2 separate regions of the Homo sapiens genome follow, and region 1 is linked to region 2. A link is an interaction called in ENCODE POLR2A ChIA-PET data of the cell type or tissue named here. Cell type or tissue: IMR-90. All regions are shown on one strand.

Region 1 (8,000 bases), 270 kb after region 2:
CCTGCCTCAGCCTCCCGAGTAGCTGGGATTGCAGGTCCGTCCATGCCATCATGCTAATTTTTGTATTTTTTTTAGTGGAGACAGGGTTTCACCATTTTGGCCAGGCTGGTCTGGAACTCCTGGCCTCAAGTGATCTGCCCACCTCGGCCTCCCAAATTGCTGGATTACAGGGCGTGAGTCACTGCACCTGACCCTCGGTGTATTTTATATTAGACCCTTTCACTGGCCATGGTACCATAAAGAACCTAGTGTTCAGGGACTTGTAGGTGCAACCTGGATTACCAATGAGGATGGGAGATACTGAAGTGAGCAAATCTTTGCCTTGGATCCTAACCAGGGCTCAAAATAAGCAGCCATGCTTGTGCAGTGTGAGAAAAGCTTCTTGAGCCTCTTTTTTTTTTTTTTTTTTTTTTTGAGACGGAGTCTCACTTTGTCTCCCAGGCTAGAGTGCAGTGGCTCGATCTTAGCTCACTGCAAGCTCTGCCTCCCAGGTTCACGCCATTCTCCTGCCTCAGCCTCCCGAGTAGCTGGGACTACAGGCATCCACCACTACGCCCGGCTAATTTTTAAAAATATTTTTAGTAGAGATGTGGTTTCACCGTGTTAGCCAGGATGGTCTCGATCTCCTGACCTCGTGATCCTCCTGCCTCGGCCTCCCAAAGTGCTGGGATTACAGGCGTGAGCCACTGCGCCCGGCCTCTTGAGCCTCTTTATGGAGCTCCCCAGATACACTGCTGGCTTCTTGGAGAATTAATTTAGGATATTTCAGCTGCCACGGCTGATAGAATTCATCTTTGGGGGTCAGATAAGGAAGCCAAGTGTCTTCAAACTCTTCAAAATGCCTCAGTTTCTTAGCTTTGCACTCTTGTTCCTCGGCAATCAGGGTGTGCTTCATGCGGCCACTAAAGCCACCTTCCTAAGTCATTAAGGTTTGGTTTGGTTTTGTTTTTTGAGACAGTCTCACTCTGTCGCCCAGGCTGAAGTGCAGTGGCACAATCTTGGCTCACTGCAACCACCACCTCCCGGGTTCAAATGATTCTACTGCCTCAGCCTCCCAAGTAACTGGGATTACAGGCGCGTGACACCATGCCCGGCTAACTTTGTATTTTTAGTAGAGACAGGATGTCACCATGTTGGCCAGGCTGGTCTCGAACGCCTGACCTCAAGAGATCCACCCGCCTCGGCCTCCCAAAGTGCTGGGATTATAGGCATGAGCCACGTGCCCGGCACTAAGTCATTAAGTTTTGAGGGTGGTTTGTTATACTGCAGTAGATAACTGAGACAACAGGTATATGGTTTCCCTGCATCATTTTGTTTTAGATATATCTTTCATGAAGGGCACCTACCTGGAGTTTAAAAAAAATCCAATCTGTTAGTTACGTGTTTAGTAGTCATTGGATTCAACTCTTTCATATCTATTTAATTATTGCTACATTTGTACTTATTCGTAGCATCTTCTTTTGGTTTTGTAACTACCATGTTGTGTGAGTTTCCTATAGCTGCTATAATAAATTACCACAGGCCCAGCATGGTGGCTCAAACCTATAATCCCAGCACTTCGGGAGGCCAGGGAGGAAGGATGGCTTGAGGCCTGGAATTTGAGACCAGCCTGGGCTATATAGCCAGATGCTGTCTTTACGAAAAAATAAAATAAAATAAATTGAAAAAAATCACAAACTTAGTGCCTTAAAACAACACAAATGTATTGTCTTATAGTTTTGAAGGTCAGAAGTCTGAATGGGTCTTATAGGCTAAATCAAGGTATTGTCAGAGCTGCATTATTTCTGAGAACTCTAGAAGAAAATCTGTTCTCTTGCCTTTTCCACCTTCTAGAAGCCACCTGCATTCCTTGGCTCACAGGGTGCCTTCCTTCTTCATTAAAACACATCATTTCATTCTCTTTTTTTGTTGTCACATTTCCTCTGTAACTAATCCTTGTGATTACATTGGGCCTACCCAGATAATCCAGGATAATCTCTTCATCGAACTACTTAATCACATCTGCAACATCCCCTTTTGTTTTGTAAGGTGACATACTCAGATTCCGGGGATCAGGACAGGAGATTTTTGAAAAGAACCAAGAAGGATTATTTCATCTACCACACATCCCTTTTCCTGGTTTCTTTTTTATCCTCTTTTTTGCTTTCCTAATCTATCAAGATGCTTGTGGCTGCAAAGTAGCAGAGGCCTTAGTTAAACAATGCTGTAATCAACAGAAAGACAGAAGGCTTACACAACTGGATACCCAGAGGAGAGTGAGCCCGTGACTCAGCATCGCCATCATGGACCCTGGTTCTTTCCATCCCTCCCATCTGCTACCCATAGCATTAGCTTCATCCCGAGGCTGGTTCCTTGAGTGGCCAAGGGATGAGGCTGGAAGTGTCCTTATTCACACCCACTGAGGGAGATAGTTGAGTACTTATCACTTTCCATTTGGACCCGGTTTCACAAGCTTGGCACTATTATTATTATTAGCAGTAGTAGTGGTAGGGACGGGGGTCTCACTCTGGAGCTGTCTCACTCTGTTGCTCCAGGCTGGAGTGCAGTGGTGTGATGACAGCTCACTGCAACCCTGAACTCCTGAGCTCAAGTGATCCTCCTGCCTCAGCCTCCCAAGCAGCTGGGACTACAGGTGCGCATCACCACACTGGATTCATTTTTAAATTTTTTGTAGAGATAGGTCCTCGATATGCTGCCCAAGCTGCTCTCAAAGTCCTTGGCTCAAGCGATCTTCCCACCTTGGCTTCTCAAAGTGTTGGGATTACAGGCGTGAGCCACTAAGCCCTGGCTCCCTTAGCAGTTTCCAAACCCACCCTGTGGTTTTCCCAATACCTGCAGAACCAGCTTTAAAGTGACCACAGCAGAGATGCCAGTGCAGATGCTGGAGCCTTTCCTCAGAAGTCTGAGTTTCAATTATGCAGAGGGCTCTTCCTCCAACTTCTAAGCTTTAGTGGTTCAACTTCTTCCTTTGTTCTCTCAGCCCGAGTGGGTAGCTGCTTCTTGCAGTTACTAACTTAAGTGATACTGCAGATTTGTTTTTTTGACTTTTCAGTTATCTAGTTAATAACCATAAACCTAGTTAACAGTTCTCTGTATTACATTGTCTCTGTTAAATAATTGGTATAGTTTCTGTCCCCTGACTGATGTATCTTTATAAGCTTAATTCTCTATTACGATACATTTGTTTATGGTTGTGATTTGCACCTCTGGGAGGGTTAGGTTCTAAGATCAGGGTATCAAACAATAAAACTTGTTGGTCCCCCAATACACTGCCTCCTTAATGTAATCGAAATTGGCTGTTGGCCCTGGGATGGAGCCAGCTACCCTAGCTAAGACACTGTTGGGCAGTGCAGAGCAGAATTTGGCAGCTGAGGAGAAGGCCTCTCATCTGGCTGTGGTCAGTGTCAGTTCCTCAGGGCTCTCTGCAAACAGAACTGGAAGTTTATGCTCCCTTTTACCCCACAGGCAGAAGGTCCCTCTGGGAGAAATTCATAGGCCAGCTCTGTGCTGAGATTTCAGTTTAGCTTATATATCTGCTACATTTCCATTTTCCCCTGCTCCAGGGCCAGTTGGACCACCCCTCCCTCCCTGTCTTCCCTCCCTCCTTTCTCCATGAAGACATTTTTCAGCTCCCTCGTCTTCTTTCTCTTTTTTGCCAGGGGCCATTGAATGCTACCTCATTTCAAATCACTCTGGGTTAGTGCCCTCCTCCCAGCCCCCATATCCTCTGGCATGTGCCTCATTCTTCCTGGCATGGATCCCGCATGTCTTAGATGGGAGAAGGCATGCATGGATTCTTATGAGTCCCGGGTACTGTGAGCAGTGGCCAAGCTTGGCATTTCTTGTAGCCCAGATGTCATGGAGGAATTCATACTTGCTACCTACAGATAAAGAAACAGAAAATCAATGACTTACCCGAGGCATTTAGCCACTCCTACAACTTAATTAAAAAAAAAGACCAAAACCCAAAAACAAAAAAGAAGACAAACAAAAAACAACAAAACAATGGGCAAAAGGTTTGAGCAACCATTTTATAAAGATACACAGATGACCAATAAGCACACACAAAATATTGCTTAACATCATTAGTTGAGCAATTAATGACATGCTCAAATTAAATATATGCAAATTAATTTGCATTGTATAAATGCAAATTAACATGCAAATTAAATATACAATGAGATACTATTACACACCCGGTAGAATGGCTAAAATTAAAGACTGACAATATGAAGCATTGGTGAGGATGTCAAGCAACTGGAACTCTCAACATTACTGGTGGGAGTATAAGGTGGCACAACTAATTTGAAAAAAAAGAGTTCCATAGTTTCTTATAAAACTAAACATAGGGGTCGGGTTCTGGGGCTCATGTCCGTAATCCCAGTGTTTTGGGAGGCTGAGGTGGGAAAATCCCTTGAGGCCAGTAGTTCACGACAAGCCTGGGAAACATGGCAAGACCTCATTTCTAATTTAAAAAAAAAAGTTCGCAGACAGTGGTGGCGTGTGCCTATAGTCCCATCTACTGGGGAGGCTCAGGCAGGAGGATTGCATGAGCCCGGGAGTCTGAGGTTGCAGTGGGCTATGATGGCATCATTGCACTCCAATCTGGGCAACAGAGATAGACCCTGTCTCAAAAACAAAGCCCCAAACAACCACCAAACATAGGACCTTTATCAAAATTAAAAACTTTTGTGCATCAAAGGACACTATCAAGAGAGTGAAAAGGCAAGCTACAAAATGGGAGAAAATATTTGCAAACCATGTATCTGATAACGGGTTAATAGCCAGAATATAAAACAACTCCCCAAACTCAACAACAAAAAAAACAAGCAACAGAATTTAAAAAATAGGCAAAGGACTTGACAGACATTCCTCCAAAGGAGATATATAAATGGCTGATAAACCCATAAAAAGATGCTCACATCACTAATGATTAGGGATGCGCAAATCAAAACTACAGTGAGATAGTGCTTCATTTCATTAGGATGGCTATTATAAAAACAACAGCAACCACAACAAACCAAAACATAAAATGGCAAGTGTTGGTGAAGATGTGGAACTCTTGTGTATTTTTAGTGAGAATGTAAAAATGGCACAGCTGCTGTGGAAAACTGTATGGTGGCTTATCAAAAAAATTGAACATAGAATTAACTGTATCTTCCAGGAATTCCACTTTTAGAGATACACCCAAGAGAACTGAAAGCAGGGACTCAAACAGATATTTGTACACCGATGTTAGTAGTAACATTAGTCACAATAACTAAAAGATGAAAACAACCCAGCGTCTATTGACAGATGAATGTATAAACCAAACGTAGTATCACATATAATGAAATATTATTCAGCCTTAAGAAGAAATGAAGTTTTGATAGATGTTACAACATAAATAAGCCTTAAAAATATTACGCTAAGTGAAACAAACCATGCACAAAGGACAAATATTGTATGATTCCACTTTTATGAATACTCAGAATAGTCAAATTTGTAGAGATAGAAGGTAAAATAGTGGTTACTGGGCTCGGGGGAGGAGGTAATGGAGAGTTATTGTTTAATGGGTATGGGGTTTCAGTTGAGATGAGAAAAAAGTTGCGGAGATGAATAGTGGAGATGGTTGTACAACAACGTAAATGTATTTAATGCCACTGAATCACACACTTAAAAAGGGTTAAAATGGTAAATTTTATGTTCTGTATATTTTACCACTATAAAAAGAAAAAAATAGCCAGGTGTGGTGGCTCACGCCTGTAATCCCAGCACTTTAGGAGGCTGAAGCGGGCAAATCACTTGAGGTCAGGAGATATAAAAAAATTAGCCGGGCGTCATAATGTACTAAATGCCACTGGATTGTACAATTTAAAAACAGTTAAAATGGTAAATTTTATGTTATGTGTAATTTGCCACAATAAAAATGCTAAAAACAAAGAAACTATACAGAAACATACCTTACAACCCAGCAATTCCATTTCTGTATTTATCCAAGAGAAATAAAAATAAAAATACTTGTACACATATGCTCCTAGAAGCTTGTAAAAGCCCCACATAGGAAAGAGCCTAGGATGTCCATCAATAGGAGAATGGCTCAGCCAACTGTGGTATATATGATCAATGGACAACTATTGAAGTCACTCAACCAGTTGGTTGAGCAGAAACATGGATGTAGATTGTTTTACTCCAGTTTCTTGTCTTTCTTCTTCCCCACAAGGTGGGCTTTCCCACTCACCCAAAAATTTTGACCTAAGGAACACCTTGAGTGTTACTGAAACCCTAGAGCTCCCTGGCGGGCTCTGTTGAAACTCTTCCTTTGTCCTCTCACAGGAAAGTCATCATCTGTGCTGTGGCCTCCGAGACCTCTATCTGGTCCCATAGGTTTGGGTCCATCCCTTGCCAGGATTGACAGAGGAACCCTCCCCATTCCTCAGCAGAGGGGAATCTAGGCACAGAGGCGCCCAGCATGCCTGGGTCATGGTTTTCACCTCTCTAGGGGTCAGAATTCTAACTGGTCTTTCTTTCCCATGTTTCAAGTTGGAATGCTTTGGCCACCAATACACAGGCTTCTGTGAGCCTGACAAGAGCCTCTCTTGGGGGTGACCCTGAGAGGCACAGAGTTGTCAAGGCCAGGCATGCTCACTGTTCTCCAAGTTGCAAAATGAGCCATCTACTCCATACAGTTTGAGGGCATGGATCTTCAGTTGCACAATCTGTATTTGAATCTTAGCTTTACCACTTGTTTTGGTAAACTGCACGACCTCACTGTGCTGCACGTTCCTCATTGGTGAAAGGAAATGAGAATGCTACTTGCTTCATGGGGTTGCTGTGAGGATGAAATTGCTTCATAGGGTGTCAAGTTCTTGGAGTTGGTGCGTAGCACATGATAAGTACTATGTAAGTGTATTATTTTTACCCACCAACCACCATGTTCTCCATGTTCTTTGAAGGCTGTTGTTCTCCAACAAGTGAAAAGAAATAATTAATGCATCCTATCAGTCAGGATTCAGACACACCAGTAGTTTGAATAGGGAAAATTTAATGTAAAAAATTATTAACTAGTAAAGGAGGATTCATTACGAAGAAGGGTAAATGGAACTCTAGATAATTCAGGAATAACAAAGGGAGCAGCCACTACCTCTAGGGCTGACATAGGGAACCCAAGGAAGCAACAAACTCTCCCTCCCCTCCAAGGCTGAGATTCAGAGTTCACTGGTGAGGGTGGCTCCGGGGCCTGCGGATGGTGGAGGAGTTTGCTGAGGTGCTGCAGGCTGAGGATGGCAAGCAGGAAACTCTGTCGGGTGCTGGCAAAATCTCACCGGGAAGCCGCCCACTGGCAGCTGTGCTGTAGGAGCCAGAAGAAAAGCACTGAGCTAGGAAGAGAAGTCCCTTCTAGTGTTCTTCTAGCACTTTCTACTGACAAGACCTAACAGTGGCACCAGCTGACAAGACAAATACTTTCAGGGTCCAGCTCCAAGATCACAAAGCAGGGCCAAGAAGGGCGAATTTGGAGTAGAGCAGTACGAAATGGACTGGTACACACCCCATCCATGTTCTTATAGAGACGTTTAACAAGGAGTTTTCCCTAATTATGGTTTATATATTTATGGTAACACAAAAGGGAGCTAGGATTAGGGTGACCATATGTTCCAAATTGTCCGGGACGGCACAATTCATGCTTGTTGGTCCAGTATTATTAACAGTGCTCCTTTTGACTCTCAGAAATGTCCCTGTTTGGAGGATAAATTATGTGGTCACATTATCTACAGATGCATCAGCTTCCATGAAACTAACCTTCCCACTGCTAGTAGCTAGAAATTCTGTAAATACCCCACCCTACCCCCAATCTGTCTGAATGCAACAATGAGCCACCAAGGCAGCCTAAGGGCTAAGGGGCCAAAATTTCATGGAGAAGAGAAGTGCATTCAGGGGGGCTCAGCACCCTGAGCTGCTGTCCTCCTTGAAGTGTTTGTCAGTGACAGAAACTATGAGGCTGAAAAGGTGAGCAGAAAGCA
Region 2 (8,000 bases):
TTACTTTGTCAGGTAGGCTAGAGTGCAGTGGCAGGATCACAGCTCCATTGCAGCTGCAACCTCCTGGGCTCTAGTGATCTTCCTGTCTCAGCCTCCCAAGTAGCTGGGACCACAGGCACTCGTCACCACACCCAGCTAATTTTTTTTTTCTTTGTAGAAACAGGGTCTCACTGTGTTGCCCAGTTTGGTCTTGAACTCCTGGGCTCAAGAGATCCTCCCATCTCAGGCCTCCCAGAGTGCTAGAATACAGGCGTGGGCCATCACACCCAGCCCAAAGATGAACTTTTCATCAGTGTTTATCCTAAAGGGGCTTTTAGTTCAATGTATATTCCTTGAACTTGGCCTCATAGTTCTGAATGTCAGTTGACTTCCCTGCCACCATGGGGTTGGATAGCTAGATGCCCCCCAAATCCACTCTCCCTTTCTTCCTGAGTAAGGAAGCAGTTATAGCAAGGCTGCATGTCCTGGGCAATCTTTGGGTAAGGTATGGCCAAGTACTAAGTCCTCATGATTGGCAAGAGAGCGGCAGTGAGACCAGGCCCTTAATTGAACGGCGTGTTCTCGTCAGGGTCTCTTCCCTGCTGCTGGAGCCTGAATAAGGCAACGATCCAGCCTCAACCAGGAAGATGAAGAAGAAAGAGCTACAAGAGGAAGAAACCTGACCCCTCAGTGACTTCAAGAGCAGAGCTGCCTGCCGACCTAGACGCTCATCTCAGTTGCTGTGTGAGACGGAAATCAGCGTTTGTTCTTTAAGCCACCGCATTCTGAAATTCTCTTTGAAACAGTAACTTATGGCTGGGTGCAGTGGCGCATGCTTGTAACCCCAGCACTTTGAGAGGCCGAGGCAGTAGGATCACTTGAGCCCAGGAGTTTCAGACCAGTTTGGGCAATGTGGCGAAACCTCTTCTCTAACAAAACAAAAACAAAACAAATAGCTGGGTGTGGTGGTGCATGCCTGTAGCCCCAGCTACTTGGGATGCTGAGGTGGGAGGATCACTTGAGCCGGGAAGTCAAGGCTGCAGTGAGCCATGATCGCACCATTGCACTCCAACCTGGGTGAAAGAGCCAGACCCTGTTTCTAAAATAAATAAGTAAATAAATAAATAAAAAAGGCAAGCCACGGACTGGAATAGAATATTTTTTAAAAAGAAAAAAAACCAGTAACTTAACAAACCCTCTCTCCCCAACAACTAATATGATTGCCTCTCCAGAAACAGAGACAATGTGTTGCCATGACCTGGGGGGGCCATCCTAAGAAACATCTTCAGCCAGGCTATGCTGACCCTAACAAAGGGAACCATGGTTCTAGATTGGAAACTCCTCAAGCCATTGGAGACACAAAGTAGTTCCTGGGCTTTGTACACTCTTCCCCTGGTAAAATTCCTGTCTTTCCCACACCACTCCCTTTGATTGACCTCCTGAAAAAGAGCATATGTTCAGCTTCAATGGTTGCAACCATTATTATTATTTTTTTTTTTTTTTAAATGGAGTCTCACCCTGTTGCCTGGGCTGAAGGGCCGTGGCCTGATCTGGGCTTGCTGCAAGCTCCGCCTCCTGGGTTCACGCCATTCTCCTGCCTCAGCCTCTCGAGTAGCTGGGACTACAATTGCCCGCCACCACGCCTGGCTAGTTGTGTTTTTTTTTTTTTTTTTTTTTTTTGTATTTTTTAGTAGAGATGGGGTTTCACCATGTTAGCCAGGATGGTCTCAATCTCCTGACCTCGTGATCTGCCCATCTCGGCCTCCCAAAGTGCTGGGATTACAGGTGTGAGCCACCGCGCCCCGCCAGCTGCAACCATTATTTGGGGGAAGTGCAAGACCATCTTCATCCCTGTATTGCTCTTCACATACCCTGGCCCAAGATTCATGCCAAAGACAGATGCTCCCAATCTTGGGGTGATGCTTCTTTGTCTCAGAACCTGAAAACACTAGGGCCCTAAAACTTTGTATTTTGACACTGGTGGAAGAGAACAAAAACCTATCTAGCATCCAAAAAAAAAAAAAGAAAAAAAGAGACACCTGCAGTAAGGCCACCTTCCAGGCCTGAAGGCATCCTGGCGGGGACCGAATACTCCATGACCACACAGTTGAATTACCGAAGGTGAAGCGCCTGTGGGTCTCTTTTTTTTTTTTTTTTATACTTTAAGTTTTAGGGTACATGTGCACAACGTGCTGGTTTGTTACATATGTATACATGTGCCATGTTGGTGTGCTGCACCCATTAACTCATCCTTTAGCGTTAGGTATATCTCCTAATGCTATCCCTCCCCCCTCCCCCACCTGTGGGTCTCTTGAGAGTTGAGATGTGGTAGGTACAGCAAGTTTGTTTTTCAGCACTTCAATTTCTTTTTCTTCTTCTTCTTTTTTTTTTTTGAATTTTGAGTTTGGGGTTTTGCTTTGTTGCCCAGGCTGGGGTGCAGTGGCACGATCTCAGCTCCCTGCAACCTCCACCTCTCAGGTTCAAGCAATTCTCGTGCCTCAGCCTCCTGAGTAGCTGGGATTACAGGCACTTACCACCATGCCTGGCTGATTTTTTGTATTTTAGTAGAGATGGGATTTCACCGTGTTGCCCAGGTTGGTCTTGCACTCCTGAGCTCAGGCAATCTGCCCGTCTCAGCCTCCCAAAGTGCTAGGATCAATTCCTTCCTTCCTTCCTTCCTTCCTTCCTTCCCCTTCCTTTCTTCCCTTCCTTCCTTCCCCTTCCTTCATTCCTTCCCCTTACTTCCTTCCTTTCCTTCCTTCCCCTTCCTTCCTTTCCTTCCTTCCTTTCCTTCCTTCCTTCCTTCCTACTTTCTTTCTTTCTTTCTTTCTTTTTTTCCTTCTTTCTTTCTTTCTTTCGTAGATGAGGTCTCGCTCCCTCATCCAGGCAGGAGCACAGTGGCACAATCTCGGCTCACTGTAACCTCTGCCTCCGAGGCTCAAATGATCCTCCCACCTCAGCCTCTCAAGAAGCTGGGACCACAGGTGCACGCCACCATGCCTGGCTAATTTTTTGTATTTTTCGGTAGAGACGGGGTTTCACCTCGTTGCCCAAGCTGGTCTCAAACTCCTGAGCTCAGGCAATCCACCTGCCTCAGCCTCCCCAAGTGCTAGGATTACAGGCATGAGCCACCGCGCCTGCCCTAGCACTTCAGTTTCAACCTATCCTTTGCCAGAGAGAAAGAACCCCCTCGTTAATGCCTTCCTTGGAATCCAGAGTACCCAGGAATTTCAAATGCCACCTGAAGAAACCCACAGCCAGGTAACCCCACCTTGACCTAGAAATAATTGCCCAGAACCAACAGTAACAATGCTCTAATCCCAAGAGTCCCATCACCCAGATAAAGCCCCAGAGAAAGGCCGGTACAGGGGTGGCTGCCTTCCCTTATAGCTGGTTGTTTGCCCTGCTGGGTTTTGTTTAGTTTTTGTTTTTGAGACAGGGTCTCACTACGTTGCCCAAGCTGGTCTCAAACTCCTGTGCTCAAGCAAGACTCCCATCTCAGCCTCCTGGGTAACTGGGATTACAGGCGCATGCCACCGAGGCCGATTGGCCTTCTGGGTGAGGCCAAGATTCCTGGCTCTCCCTGTGTCCCACACTTCTCCAGAAGCCCCCAGGGTCCTGCCAAGATGATCAGTACATTCCTTGGAATGTCTATTGGCCCTACCAACACTCAGTGTGAACCCAGATACATCACAGGCACTCGGATGTCAACATCCACCGTCATCTCTGGGCACCCTGGCAGACGGCTTGTGACATTATTTACCTCTATGATCCCCTATTTTGGGACCATGATTTATTTGTCCTTCCTTCTATTCAACAACATTTACTGAGAAATTGGTATGTGGTTAGGCACCGTTCTAGTATCTGAAACAACAGGGTGAATAAAAGTGAACCTGAAAGAGGCTACCCTTCAAGATGGATTCAATGGGCTAATGACATAAATTTCAAATAGAGCCAGGCTGGGTACAGTGGCTCACGCCTGTAATCCCAGCACTTTAGGAGGCCAAGGCGGGCAGATCATGAGGTCAAGAGATCGAGACCATTCTGACCAACATGGTGAAACCCCGTCTCTACTAAAATAACAAAAATTAGCTGAGTGTGGTGATGCTTGCCTGTAGTCCCAGCTACTCGAGAAGCTGAGGCAGGAGAATCACTTGAACCCAGGAGGGAGAGGTTGCAGTGAGCTGAGATCCCGCCACTGCACTCCAGCCTGATAACAAAGCAAGACTCTGTCTCAAAAAAAAAAAAAAAAAAAAAAAAAGAGCCAAGCAGCCATTTGCGGACTAGAGGTTACAAATGTACTCCGAGTTTCCAGAAAACCCCTACTTCTTTAACTTTGGGACTTTTGGAGCTCACCTGAACCAATCAATCAAAGCTCAACTGAACCAACCAATCAGGCCTCAGCTGTATCAACAAATCAAGGCTCAGCTGTGTTGACCAATCAACACTCAGCTGCATCACCCAATTGGAACTAAGCAAGTTTGAATCCTTCATTTGCATAAATGGACCTGATCAGGAAATGGGGCCCAAACTTTTGTTATAAAACCCAACTCCTCCCTTTGTTCTTTGGACCACACCTTCTTTTATAGTGAAGGCCGCATCTCTGAGGTTTGCAAACTGTCCACTGCAATACTCTTTTTTCCTCTAGATTCCTTTTCAGAGAACTTTTGTTCACAATAGCAATGAACAAAATCAACAAAATCTGTAGCTTTGGCCCTTATATTCTAGGGGTGGAGGGAGATGATAACTTTAAAAAGCAAATACAGACATTTATCTACATTATCTACAGAATACCTGACCAGTACTCCTCAAAAGTGTTAAATAAAGTTTAATAATTTTTTTAATTAAATATATATTAGGTGCTGATGAATGGCATCAAGAAAAAGCAGGAGTATCAGGCATGATGGCATTTGCATATGTTTCAGCTACTCAAGACACTGAGGTAGGAGGGTCACTTGAGCCCAGAAGGGTGAGGCCAGCCTGGTCAATATAATAGGATCATGTCTTTAAAAAAAAAAAAACAAAAACAAGTGCTATTTCTCGAACATAGTAAGGGTTTTGTCCTCCATGAGATAGCATGAGATCTCTCCTTGGTCTTATGACTTCTTTTTCTTTTCTTTTTTGAGACGGAATCTCACTCTGTCACCCAGACTGGACCAGTACAGTGGTGCAATCTCAGTTCACTGCAGTCTCCACCTCCCGGGTTCAAGTGATTCTCTTGCCTCAGCCTCCCGAATAGCTGGGACTACAGGCACGTGCCACCATGCCCAGCTAATTTTTTTGTATTTTTAGTAGAGACAGGGTTTCACCGTGTTACCCAGGATGATCTCAATCTCCTGACCTCGGGATCTGCCCGCCTCGGCCTCCCTAAGTGCTGGGATTACAGATGTGAGCCACCGTGCCCGGCCCCCTTTTTTTTTTGGAAATAGAGTCTTGCTCTGTTGCCCAGGGTGGAGTGCGGTGGCGTGATCTCGGCTCCTGCAGCCTCCGCCTCCCAGGTCCAAGCTATTCTCCTGCCTCAGCCTCCCAAGTAGCTGGGATTACAGGCACCTGCCACCACACCCGGCTAATTTTTGTATTTTTAGTAGAGATGGAGTTTCGTCATGTTGGCCAGGTTGGTCTCGAACCCCTGGCCTCAAGTGATCCACCCGCCTCGGCCTCCCAAAGTGCTGGGATTACAGGCATGAGCCACCGCGCCTGGACGGTCTCATAATTTCTAAATGGCATGTGTCTTTGCGGAGAGCCAGGGAAATTACTTGTTTCTTTTGTAAAGGAGCACAGTTTTTAGAGACAGACCTGGTCATTTGAATCTTGGCTTTACTACTGAAGAGATGTGTGATCTTCGGAAAATTGCCTGCCCTTTCTGAGCATCAGTTTCTTCATTGATTTCAGCCACTTTCAGTTTTGTTTGTTCATTTTGTTAAAAGAAAGACTTTAGACAAATTAAATTTAACAGAGTTTAATTGAGCAAAGAACGACTTGTGACTTGGTCAACCCCCAGAACAAGAAGAGGTACAGAGCAACTCCATGCTGCTGTGTGGTCAGAGAATTTATGGACAGAAAAAGAAAGTGACACACAGAAACAGCTGGATTGGTTACCCTGCAGCGTTTGCCTTATTTGAATAGGGTTCAAACATTTGGTTACCTTTGTTTGGCAAAACTTGGAGATTGGTACTGGAGTAGTTTGTAGCCTGTTTACACATCCCGTTAAGTTACAGTTTACCATGTGAAAAAGAAACCTTTAGGCAGAACTTAAAATATGTAGGAGGCAGCTTTAGGCTAAACTTAATTTACTGGGTTTTTTTGTTTGTTTGTTTTAAGCAGTGGAGCCATTTAAAAAAACAATATGGCTTGCAAAATCTTGATGTATAAATAGATAAAAAGGAACTCTCTTGGGTTAGGGGGAGCTTAGAGAGTAAAGGGCAAGACCAGCTAGGCCTCTTTACTCTCTTTTACTATCCTATTCTAAGCAGTCCCCAGAGGATCTCTATAATCTGGGAGCTTCGCAGGGCAGTGTTTGAAGACCACTGTTCTAGACCAAAGGAATTGGCACAGCTTCACCAGCCCCTGGTCTTGGTCCATCATGCTCCAGGTCCTCACCTGTCCTTAGGTGCCAAGGGCCATAAGACAACCACCTACTGTTTAAGCAACTGAGAGCCAAGAGAGAAAGACCTTCTGCACCTCACCTTGTCCTGTACCCTCGTTTTTATTTCCAATCTAAGGACTTACTGTTTCTTCAGTGATTGGCACCAAGCATAACCTCACTCCTCAGGTGATTGTGCCTCCCACGTGTTTTCTGTTTCCTTTGCAAGGCCCTAACTCTTGGCATTTGGGTAGCAGCGGTGTGAGACAGGCAATGTGACCAGCAGTGAGGTATTTGAGGAGCATCTGATGAACTTCATCCATCTGAATTTCCCTGCCCTACAACTGAAGTTGTTAATGCTGGGCACAGAATGGTGTAGGGCAGGTTCTTAACCATAAGGACCAGGAGGCAAAGAAAATCTAAAAGGTTTAACGGCACTCCATAAAAATGCATCAATCCAGATGAGTCGGTCAGAGAGGCAAAAACTTCTCATTAAGATTACAATCGGACAGGCGCGGTGGCTCACGCCTGTAATCCCAGCACTTTGGGAGGCCAAGGCAGGAGGATCACGAGGTCAGGAGTTCGAGACCAGCCTGGCCAACATGGTGAAACCAGTCTCTACTGAAAATACAAAAATTAGCCGGGCGTGGTGGTGGGCGCCTGTAATCCCAGCTACTCGGGAGGCTGAGGCAGGAGAATAGCTTGAAACCGGAGGGCAGAGGTTGCAGTGAGCCAAGATCATACCACTGCACTCCAGCTTGGGCAAAAGAGCAAAACTCCATCTCAAAAAAAAAAAAGATTACAACCATTGCCGGCATGGTGGCTCCTGCCTGTAATCCCAGCACTTTGGGAGGCCAAGACAGGCGGATCATGAGGTCAGGAGATTGAGACCGTCCTGGCTAACATGGTGAAACCGTCTCTACTAAAAATACAAAAAATTAGCCAGGCTTGGTGGCGGGCGCATGTAGTCCCAGCTACTTGGGAGGCTGAGGCTGGAGAATGGCGTGAACCCAGGAGGCGGAGCTTGCAGTGAGCCGAGATGGCGCCACTGCACTCCAGCCTGGGCGACAGAGCGAGACTCCGTCTCAAAGGAAAAAAAAAAGGGCTGGGAGCGGTGGCTCATGCCTGTAATCCAACAATTTGGGAGGCCGAGGCGGGCAGATCACCTGAGGTCGGGAGTTTGAGACCAGTCTGACCAACATGGAGAAACCCCCTCTCTACTAAAAATACAAAAAATTAGCTGGGCGTAGTGGCGCATGCCTATAATCCCAGCTACTCGGGAGGCTGAGGCAGGAGAATCGCTTGAACCTGGGAGGCGGAGGTTGCGGTGAGCCGAGATCACACCGTTGCACTCCAGCCTGGGCGACAAGAGTGAAACTCTGTCTGAAAAAAAGAAAAAAGAAACTTAATCCCCATTGTGGTAGTATTTTTTGTTTGT

Evidence for each region. ChIA-PET counts read pairs that join two places held together with the same protein. Peaks named below come from ENCODE experiments on the same cell type or tissue, not always from the same donor. Only the 100,000 strongest peaks of a DNase experiment are listed, where the experiment ranks them.
Region 1: POLR2A ChIA-PET joins it to region 2 with 16 read pairs; 2 of 35 experiments call an interaction of 5 or more read pairs at or near these places.

The regions. Positions count from the first base shown.
Region 1 is chr2:42,797,818-42,805,817 of GRCh38, forward strand. It overlaps the pseudogene FTOP1. Among named protein-coding and RNA genes, the nearest start is that of TRI-TAT2-1, 8.7 kb to the right of the region's middle. In IMR-90, no CTCF peak of the experiment used is centred here; a DNase peak (open chromatin) is centred at 6,784; H3K27ac peaks cover 633 bases; H3K27me3 peaks cover 472 bases.
Region 2 is chr2:42,522,838-42,530,837 of GRCh38, forward strand. It overlaps a transcript of MTA3 not described here. Among named protein-coding and RNA genes, the nearest start is that of KCNG3, 33 kb to the left of the region's middle. RefSeq lists enhancers at 2,191-2,691, 2,692-3,192. In IMR-90, no CTCF peak of the experiment used is centred here; no DNase peak of the experiment used is centred here; H3K27me3 peaks cover 144 bases.